Regions from separate parts of the Homo sapiens genome. Here all the other regions are linked to region 3. A link is a contact called in ENCODE Hi-C data. All regions are on one chromosome and are shown on one strand. Each heading gives the region's core, a stretch centred on a gene start or an enhancer-like site at or near the end of the contact. The rest is flanking DNA. Distances are from core to core; before and after follow the strand shown.

What was found. Hi-C counts contacts between places; a loop is a spot of excess contacts on that map. Pooled maps may share reads with other maps.
Region 1: a loop to region 3 is called in a map with no recorded cell type, with 2.2 times the contacts of the local background. The contact joins two enhancer-like sites. A Hi-C loop is called at or near these places in 1 of 168 maps with a recorded cell type or tissue (naive thymus-derived CD4-positive, alpha-beta T cell), 2 of 37 single-sample maps with no recorded cell type and 10 of 50 pooled maps.
Region 2: a loop to region 3 is called in a map of endothelial cell of umbilical vein, with 5 times the contacts of the local background. The contact joins two enhancer-like sites. A Hi-C loop is called at or near these places in 2 of 168 maps with a recorded cell type or tissue (endothelial cell of umbilical vein and naive thymus-derived CD4-positive, alpha-beta T cell), 1 of 37 single-sample maps with no recorded cell type and 8 of 50 pooled maps.

The regions. Positions count from the first base shown.
Region 1 is chr6:141,482,369-141,485,068 of GRCh38, reverse strand. No RefSeq gene overlaps it. Among named protein-coding and RNA genes, the nearest start is that of GJE1, 650 kb to the left of the region's middle. RefSeq lists an enhancer at 1,308-1,447. Within about 2 kb of position 1,293, at least 16 of the 41 ENCODE cell types and tissues checked have a DNase peak (open chromatin) inside an H3K27ac peak, as active enhancers do.
Region 2 is chr6:141,561,046-141,563,745 of GRCh38, reverse strand. No RefSeq gene overlaps it. Among named protein-coding and RNA genes, the nearest start is that of GJE1, 570 kb to the left of the region's middle. Within about 2 kb of position 1,410, at least 16 of the 41 ENCODE cell types and tissues checked have a DNase peak (open chromatin) inside an H3K27ac peak, as active enhancers do; they include endothelial cell of umbilical vein, where a contact is called at or near this core.
Region 3 is chr6:140,570,851-140,573,550 of GRCh38, reverse strand. All of the region lies in intron 2 of LOC105378027 (a long non-coding RNA gene), which reads right to left. Among named protein-coding and RNA genes, the nearest start is that of MIR4465, 110 kb to the left of the region's middle. Within about 2 kb of position 1,255, at least 3 of the 41 ENCODE cell types and tissues checked have a DNase peak (open chromatin) inside an H3K27ac peak, as active enhancers do; they include endothelial cell of umbilical vein, where a contact is called at or near this core.

The sequences.
Region 1 (2,700 bases), core at 44-2,543, 910 kb before region 3:
TAATGAAGCAGAGAATTATTTGGGAATCCAGTAGCTCTCAAGAGCCAGCAGAGTGGTTCAGAGATCTCACTTCTGCAAAGTAGGTAGGCAGTACATATGGACAGAAAATGAAAGTAAGGTACAGAAACTGGTTGGTTACAGCTTAGCATTTTTTACTTGTTTGGACATGGTCTGATCAATTGGCAGCCTGTGATTGGCTGAAGCTAGTCGGCTGTGACTGGCTGAGACCTAGCAATTTGTTACAATATATACTCCTAAATTAGGCTTTCAGTTTGTTTAGTTAAATTGTAGTTTGTTATGTAGGGACCTACGGTACCGAGACAGCCTCAAGCCAAATTTAATTTAATTAAACAATCATCACCTCAATCTTAATCTTGGCAAAGGAAATACTAAAATAAGATGGGCCATTGAGGAATCTTTGAGCCTTCCAAGTAAAATGGCAAATTTCAAGTTACACTGCGTTACTACAGGAACTACAGAGGTTAGAGTTTTGATCAAAGACTTAAAAAATTGCCATCCAGTGAACAGATACCTGATTAAAGTTACCTCTAAAGAGGGCAAATATTTAATAAATGGCAACAAAGAGCTGGCCGGGTGTGGTGGCTCACGTATGTAATCCCAGAATTGTGGGAGGCCGAGGAAGGATGATCGCTTGAAGCCAGGAGTGGTAGACCAGCCTGGGCAACATAGTGAGACCCTGTCTCTACAAAAAATAAAAATAAATTAAAAAAATTAAAATAAATAAGTAAATAAATAAGAGCTCCCAGTTTTTGCTTTAATAACCCAGGCTTGAAATGTTGTGTTTTTTTTTCCATTGGAAAAAAAACATTTTAAGGTTTCACTTTATTTTTGCTGAATTGTTAACATTGCTGAGCTGATTTCACCTAAATTATGGTAAAGATTAATCAGAGACCCTAAACTCTGAAGGAAGTATCTTAACTATTTTTCCAGAACTCACTAACCGCAAGTCCTAGAAAACTCCCAAGGGCAAGTTTCATATTTCTGGCCATATTTTAAAACTGAAATCATTTTGAGGAAAATTCTAAAGCGTTTGAAGAGAAGCATCCAAAAATTTCAATTGCTTCTCTGAAACCTTGGAATCCTGCCTGTTAATAATCTCCATGCTCTTTGCTTAGAATTTACCCACAGAATTAACTGACAGGAAACTGCCCATCACCCTCCACCCTCCCAGTAAGACTGTGCCAAAACACTCATCAGAAGCCACAATGACAAAAATAGATCCAATTGACGACTATGCAGTGACTAAGAAACGGATGTACCGATTTAAGCTATCTTCATTATCTTCTTCCTTGTTTTGATGGCAAAAAGAAAGAGAAAGCTACGTAATAGCATCTGGGCAAAACAGCTTGTACACCAAGTTCTGCCCTATGTAATTTAAAATATTTGAGTTCTTATAACATCCCTGAAAAGCATGGCTTTTAATACAAACACCACATATATACAGTACAGATCATCTAACTATAGTCATGCTTCTGGGCAGAGCTTGCAGCAATAGCAAAAATAATAAAAGAAAATTCTCTTTGTACAGCTGAATGGCTGCACTAGAATTTTCAGTGTTCAGATGTAATTAGAAAACAGCTGTGAAGGAAAATCAATTGTTCCTGGTAGTCAATGGCTAATTTTCCACAATCAAAATAAAGAATGCAATATGACATGTTTGTAATGAGCAAGTAATTGTTTCTCTTTTGTTTATTGTTTTAACATTTTTCCCTTTATTTGTGGGAGCTGTCATTTGCTTGCTTTAGGACAACTTCTCCTAGTCTTTGCTTCTCCCATCCATATTTAAATACTAGCAACTGCCAAAGAGGCTATGCAGTCCAGCTCAGTTTATTCACGATTGCCTTGCTTATGATGGTGATTTGTGGACTTGCAAGGAAATATTGTCCTTGCTTTTATGAATTCACAATAAAGCTTCCATAAACGGAATGATTATTAAACACTAGCATTTATTCATGGGATTTAACTTTGATTCATTCTGCAAAGGTCTCATGTGTCAAAAAGATGCAGTTCCCAGAATTCATTGACCTGCTGCTCCAAGTGCGTCTGCATTGCAAAACAAAACAAAACTGAAACGACCACACGGCCCTTTTTTTATACCCTTCAATCATTGGCATAGACTGGACGGTATTGGTGTAGCAGATGGATAGAAAAGCTCAACCTCTATGGTGCACACTTGGAATTTAGATGGTTGGAAAATTAACTTAAATGCTAGAATAGACCAATGAGAGTAAAATTGTTTTATCATGCAAAAGAGTCTGGTTGAGAAACACCAAGAGGATTAACACTCCTAGGCTGCTTTCAGCTGATAGAAAAAGAAAAAAAAAATGCTTATATTATTTAGTGAAATTAATGTCTATATTATTCTTTTTCTACACTTATATTTTTCTGGAACATTCTTTGAAAGCAAATATAATTGCAGTTTCAGAGAATGAAATGAATAGTAAATAAGGACTGAATCTTAATTGCTGTGTGATCTTGGGACCATGTCTTAGTCTTGGTTTATCTCTATTTCTTTGTGAGAAAAATGATAATTAATATGTGAATATAGGTTCTTCCTCTTCTAATATTATTACATAAAATATATTAGTATATGAATATTTCCAAATTTTAAAGTTCTGGAGGAAAGACATTTTCCATTAAAAAAATGCATGATAAGCCATCAGTAGCCACTAAGTCATA
Region 2 (2,700 bases), core at 161-2,660, 990 kb before region 3:
GACACAGGCAGAAATGCCAGGCTGAGCAGCTCATGGCTGCTGTATTGATGCTTTGGTGAAGGAGGAGATCAGCTACCCCGAGATTTGGGCATTGTAAACGTCTTTCATTTTCCTTCCTTTCCCTGGTTTTAATTAGCATTGGTGATTCAGGGCTGACTAAATTTTTCATCCAAGTTTTTCTTTCAAGTCATTGATCAATAACTCGTTAATGAAGCCAGGAGAAGAGAACGAAGCATTCTTAAATGTCCAGTACCACTCCTAAAAGCAAACAAATAAACAAGCCAGGAGCTGCACTGAAGAAATCATTCAGCTAGCTAAACCGTGCAGTGGCTACGAGGAAGAGTAATTGATTTAGTGGGGAGGGTGCTAACATCCCTAAACATTAAATCCAAGACATAATATTTAAAACATTGCTTTAAAGGGTATTAATATTTGCATTATCGTTTTCCATTTAACTTTCATGAAATGTCATATGGTCTTAATAAAATAGTTTTCAAGGTATAGTTCATCTGAAGAGCCATTAATTCAACCTTCTCTAAATAGAGTTCTTTAGAAGACCGTTACATTTTGAATTTCCAAAGGAACAGAGCAGTGTGTGATGCATATCCTCAGTATTCATGCAGAGACTAGAGAAGGTCATTTGCACTTCTGTGCCAGACATTTCAAAAATAAAGCAAAAAAAAAAAAAAAAAAGTGGAAGTCTCCATGCACAGTTCAAGGATCTTTCCACTAGGTGGCAGAAGCGCTCCTTCAGCTCTTCCGCTTCTTCTGGTGTGGGCTGTAATTAGGTCAGTTTAAGTTAAAGTAGGGCTGAGAGATGAAAAAAGTAGATTTTCTCCTCTGGAACACACTGCAGTTTAATTTCACTTCTTTCTACATTGTGCGATGAAGGTGGATTTAACTTTTAAAGGCAAAGAGACAAATCTCTGCCAGGGTAAATGAAAAGACTCAGGGAGGGCAACTGGCACAAAAAAAAACATAAAAGAAAGGAAATGCTTTTTGGCTGTTTCCTAATTTTGATATCCGGGTCATAGTCAGAAATCATTTTCAGAGGTAAAGTGTTATATAGGTTCTGTGAAAAGCGGGGGTGACTTCTGAAGCCTAAGGGGGCCGGCTTGCTGGGTGTCGATGTTAAAAATTTCCCCTACTGGTGACATTAAATAAAATAAAGCCATTTTATCCTCGACGCTTTTCTAATTTTGCCAGCAGCCAGAGAAGCATGCTAATCTGAGAGGAAAACTCCACACCCCAACACAGGTTTCCCTTTCCTGCTGAATAAGGCACTTAGGAAGGAAGTGGTCCTGAAGGTGAAAGTTGAAACCGGTGTTTTACCCAATGCTGCCTGTTAGAGGCCCTGGGGAGGACAGGGACGTCCTGGAATCGGGATGGGCTGAGCGCGCCAGGCAGCCTGGTGAGGAGGTGGAGGAGCTTCCCTATCAGAGAGCGTCAGGAAGTCACTGCGGTCACCTCTGTGAGAAACAGTGGGGAAAAGGGGAGGACAATCGCAGGAAAACCCATCCACTCCTCTGCTGCCGATCATGGCATTCATTGAATGTGCAAAAGCCAGATATTGTTAAAGAAAATAAAGGCAAATAAGATATGAGAACAGACGTGGCATAAATAATGATGTTTCCTGATTCTAAACTCTTTAGAGGTTGAGAGCATCCAGCTAATTTGGAGGTTGTTTCTTTGAATTACAGGTCATGTCACAGGGAATGCCAAACTCAGAGAGAGGAGAGGAGGTTGGCGGCACAATAAAAGCTGTATGGGGGATGGGGGGGAAATGGGGATGGCTAATGGGTACAAAAAATAGAAAGAATGAATACAATCTGATATTTGATAACACCGCAGGGTGACTATAGTCAGCAATAATTTAACTGTAGATTTTTTAAAAACTAAGTGTATAATTGGATTGTTTGTAACACTAAAGATAAATGCTTGAGGTGGTGGATACCCCATTTACCCTGATGTGATTATTACGCATTGCGTGCGTGTGTCAAAATATCTCACTAGCTCTGTAACTACATATATATATATATATATCATCTACGTATCCAAAAAAATTTAAAAAATTTAAATAAATATATGAGGAAATAAGCTAAATACACAAACAGGTGGCTCAGATATACTAAGATTATTCAAATAATTCTTTAATTTTCTGAAAAATGTTTAAGATTGGAGTTGACAGTGCCTTCTGACGCCTCTTCAGCATTGCCCAGTTGCTAATGTCTTTGTGTTACCCCAAAATTTGTTCAAACATATTGAAACTGGAAATCCACCTGGTTAACAATACCTCCTGTTTGTGCAGGCTGTTTTCCATCTGTAGCCACAGATGATATGATTACAGACTTTGTGTGCAATTCGGTGTTCTTATGTTTGCCTACGGAATCATAGACAATCACATTAAAGCTATGTGCAAACATGGCACATGACTCAATTCTCCATTCCTCAAATGATGTTCTGTGTATGTCTCAATATTGAAGAAAGGAATAAAGAGTGATGGAGAGCAGAGTAAGAAGGCAAGGAATAAAGAACATGAATTAAAGACTCTTGAAATCTTATTTCAAGGACACAATCACTGTGTTGTAGCTTCTCATTTCAAATATACTAAGAGATCCAATTGTTGACAGACAGTAGTCAGATATGGTACAACTAGATACTGTACTTCTTGATGAGATTGGAAACAGAAAACACAGTCAA
Region 3 (2,700 bases), core at 6-2,505:
TAGCCTGCCAAAATAGAACTCTAGAGCCTAGGGTCTCCCTCAAATGAAAAGAACAGACAAGTGGAAAGAAAAGTAGAAGAGCAGACAGGAGGGGACAGTATTGAGAACCAAATTTCCCACTGGGACCCGTCTCTAAGGCAGTATGGCTGATGGTTCGTTAAGAAAAAACTATGAAGGAAATGTGAGAGTCTGGGAAGGGAGAGACCGGCACCAATTGCTGCAGTACAGGGACTTTCATTCACACTGAAAAATCCATCCAAATAGGCTTCTAAACGGGCCTTTTCCCTGCTACAAATGAAACAAATCTAGAGAAATCTATAATTTCCAGCACTGCCCTGACTTATACATGTCTTACACCCCAGAGGCATGACTACCATTTGAGTTAGAGGACTTACTTATACTCCAGTTACTCTTTTGCCTGTGAGTTTCAGTCTGCATCAAGTGACACTGGTGTTCACCATGTCTTAGCACATCCATTACCTAAAATTAATGTGTGTTCTCTGAGTGTGCATTCTAGTCATTTGGGAAATTGTTATAACATGTATGACTGCCACACTGATTACATAACTCAGGAGATTCTCAGTCATGTATATTAATTTTGAGAATATACCCTGGGAATTCTGATAGGATGCCCCTACTCTCACCTCTAGGCACAGCCCCACCAGAATAACCATGTAAATCAGCATAATAATGACTGGAAACGCTCACAGGCCTGCAACTGACTTCTTGCTCCTCTAGTTATCACTAGTTATAAGCTATGTATTTTCTGGAACGTTACTTAACTTTTAAATCTCGAGCTCCTCCAGTTATATCCACACTTGGCACTAGTTCATCATGTTAGGTGATCAGATCAGCATGTTAACTAACTGCACAGGTTTTAGTGTGGAAAACAGTAGGTTCCGAGAAGTCAGATAAGACAAGAGGTCCCTGGTTATTTGAAAGGAAGAAATTGGAAGACAAAAAGGAGAGAGGAGACAGCATCAAAGCAGAATTTGCTACTTTATAATTTGGCCTAGAATTAGCCCTTAGAAAAACTGGTGGCTTAGACCACTTAACGGCACTATCAGGCTCTAACCCTATTTCCTAAATATAATACTTCCAGCTCACCTAAATAAATGGAGTTTCGTGACGAGTGCACAGGAAAAGATGACTCAGAAAACTGGTTAAGATTGCCCTTCTCTTTGCTGTTTCCTGTTTTCCTTACAATTGATGTATTTTTGGCAAAGAGTCTTGTTGTAAATTGTCTTGGGCAGTGGTTGCATGATACTGTATTAAGTTGCTAAAAAGAGAATTCTGAGTTAGTGAATGACTAAGCAGTGCTTTCATCCTGAATAATGATAGACCTGCTAGACAGTTGTAACTGGATTTTCCATTTCTTTCCTGACAGCAGCATTGGGCTAAGGGGTTGGAAGTCCTTTAAATAGACAGATGCATAAACCATAAATGCTTTAGTCTTGCTTATTTTCTTTCCAGTGCTAATCTCTACACAACGGTACCATCTCTGGTCAGCTAATTGTTTTTATAGAAAACCTTAGCAGTAGAATTTTTTAGTATTGAATTTTATCTACTTTCTTTTTCATCTTTTTCTTTTCCAAAATGTAAAGATTTTGGTTATGAACAATAAGGGATATATCTAACTTGCTGTTTTGAAACTTTGCTCTATTTAAGATGAGTAGCTTTCTCAAAAGAGAAACACACTGTGTCTCAGTTTGAAATGTAATATTATCATTGACAAGAAAGACTTCAAAATGAGTTCACATCACATAGCAAAGTGAATTTTAAGACAACAGAAAATCTCTTTGCTTCTCTCACGTAAAATAAGTGCTTCTATCTATTGATCTGAGATCTAAAGTGCCCGTTGCCATTCTACCCAAGTACCAAGAAAATACATTTGCAGTAAGTCTAAGAGCTTAATAAAAATGTGTGATTATTATAGTGTAAAATTTCTTCACTCTGTATTACTATTTTGTCTATGTGAATCTTACCTGCTTATAAATTTATATTTGCTAATTAAACTAAATATATCAATAAAAGATATTTTTTCCACAATATTCTTGTGTGTTTCTATTAACAGCTTAAAATGTTTTAAGGATATTTCATCAAGTTCTGCATGCTTGAGGAAAGTATTTTCAGAATTTGTCATAGAGGACTGAATGACAACTCAAAGACAAATGGAGTTTTACTACATAGAGTTAAATCAAATTAGTGACTTTCAGATTGGTGTGGGCTGAGTGGAATTTGAAATATGAAGTTAAAAATCTATAATTAATTACCTTTCTTTTCAAGATATATTTTATTAGTTTCCAAAAATGGCAGTATGGTATTTCAAATACCTCTTTGAACCACAGTAAAATATTCTATAATACATTCTTCACCAAAGTTGATGGCCTCAGTTGTGGCAGCATTTTATGTCTTATTGATACTAATTGAAGATGATGTTTATTTATGATAATATTGTTTGTTTAGTGCTTATTTCTGACACTTTATCAATTTTTTCTACCATCTATATAAAATTTCCAAGTTGGAAAATAAAGAAAGACTAAAATCTCATATGTAATTTGGTCTTCTTGAGTTTCTGTTAATGGGGTTAATTTTGAACGTTGGAGAGCTTGTTTTCTTTGAAAGAAAGTCAATTCAAATCAACTAAATTATTTTTTCACAAAAGTTTAAACACAAAACACGACAAAACAAACTAATAAA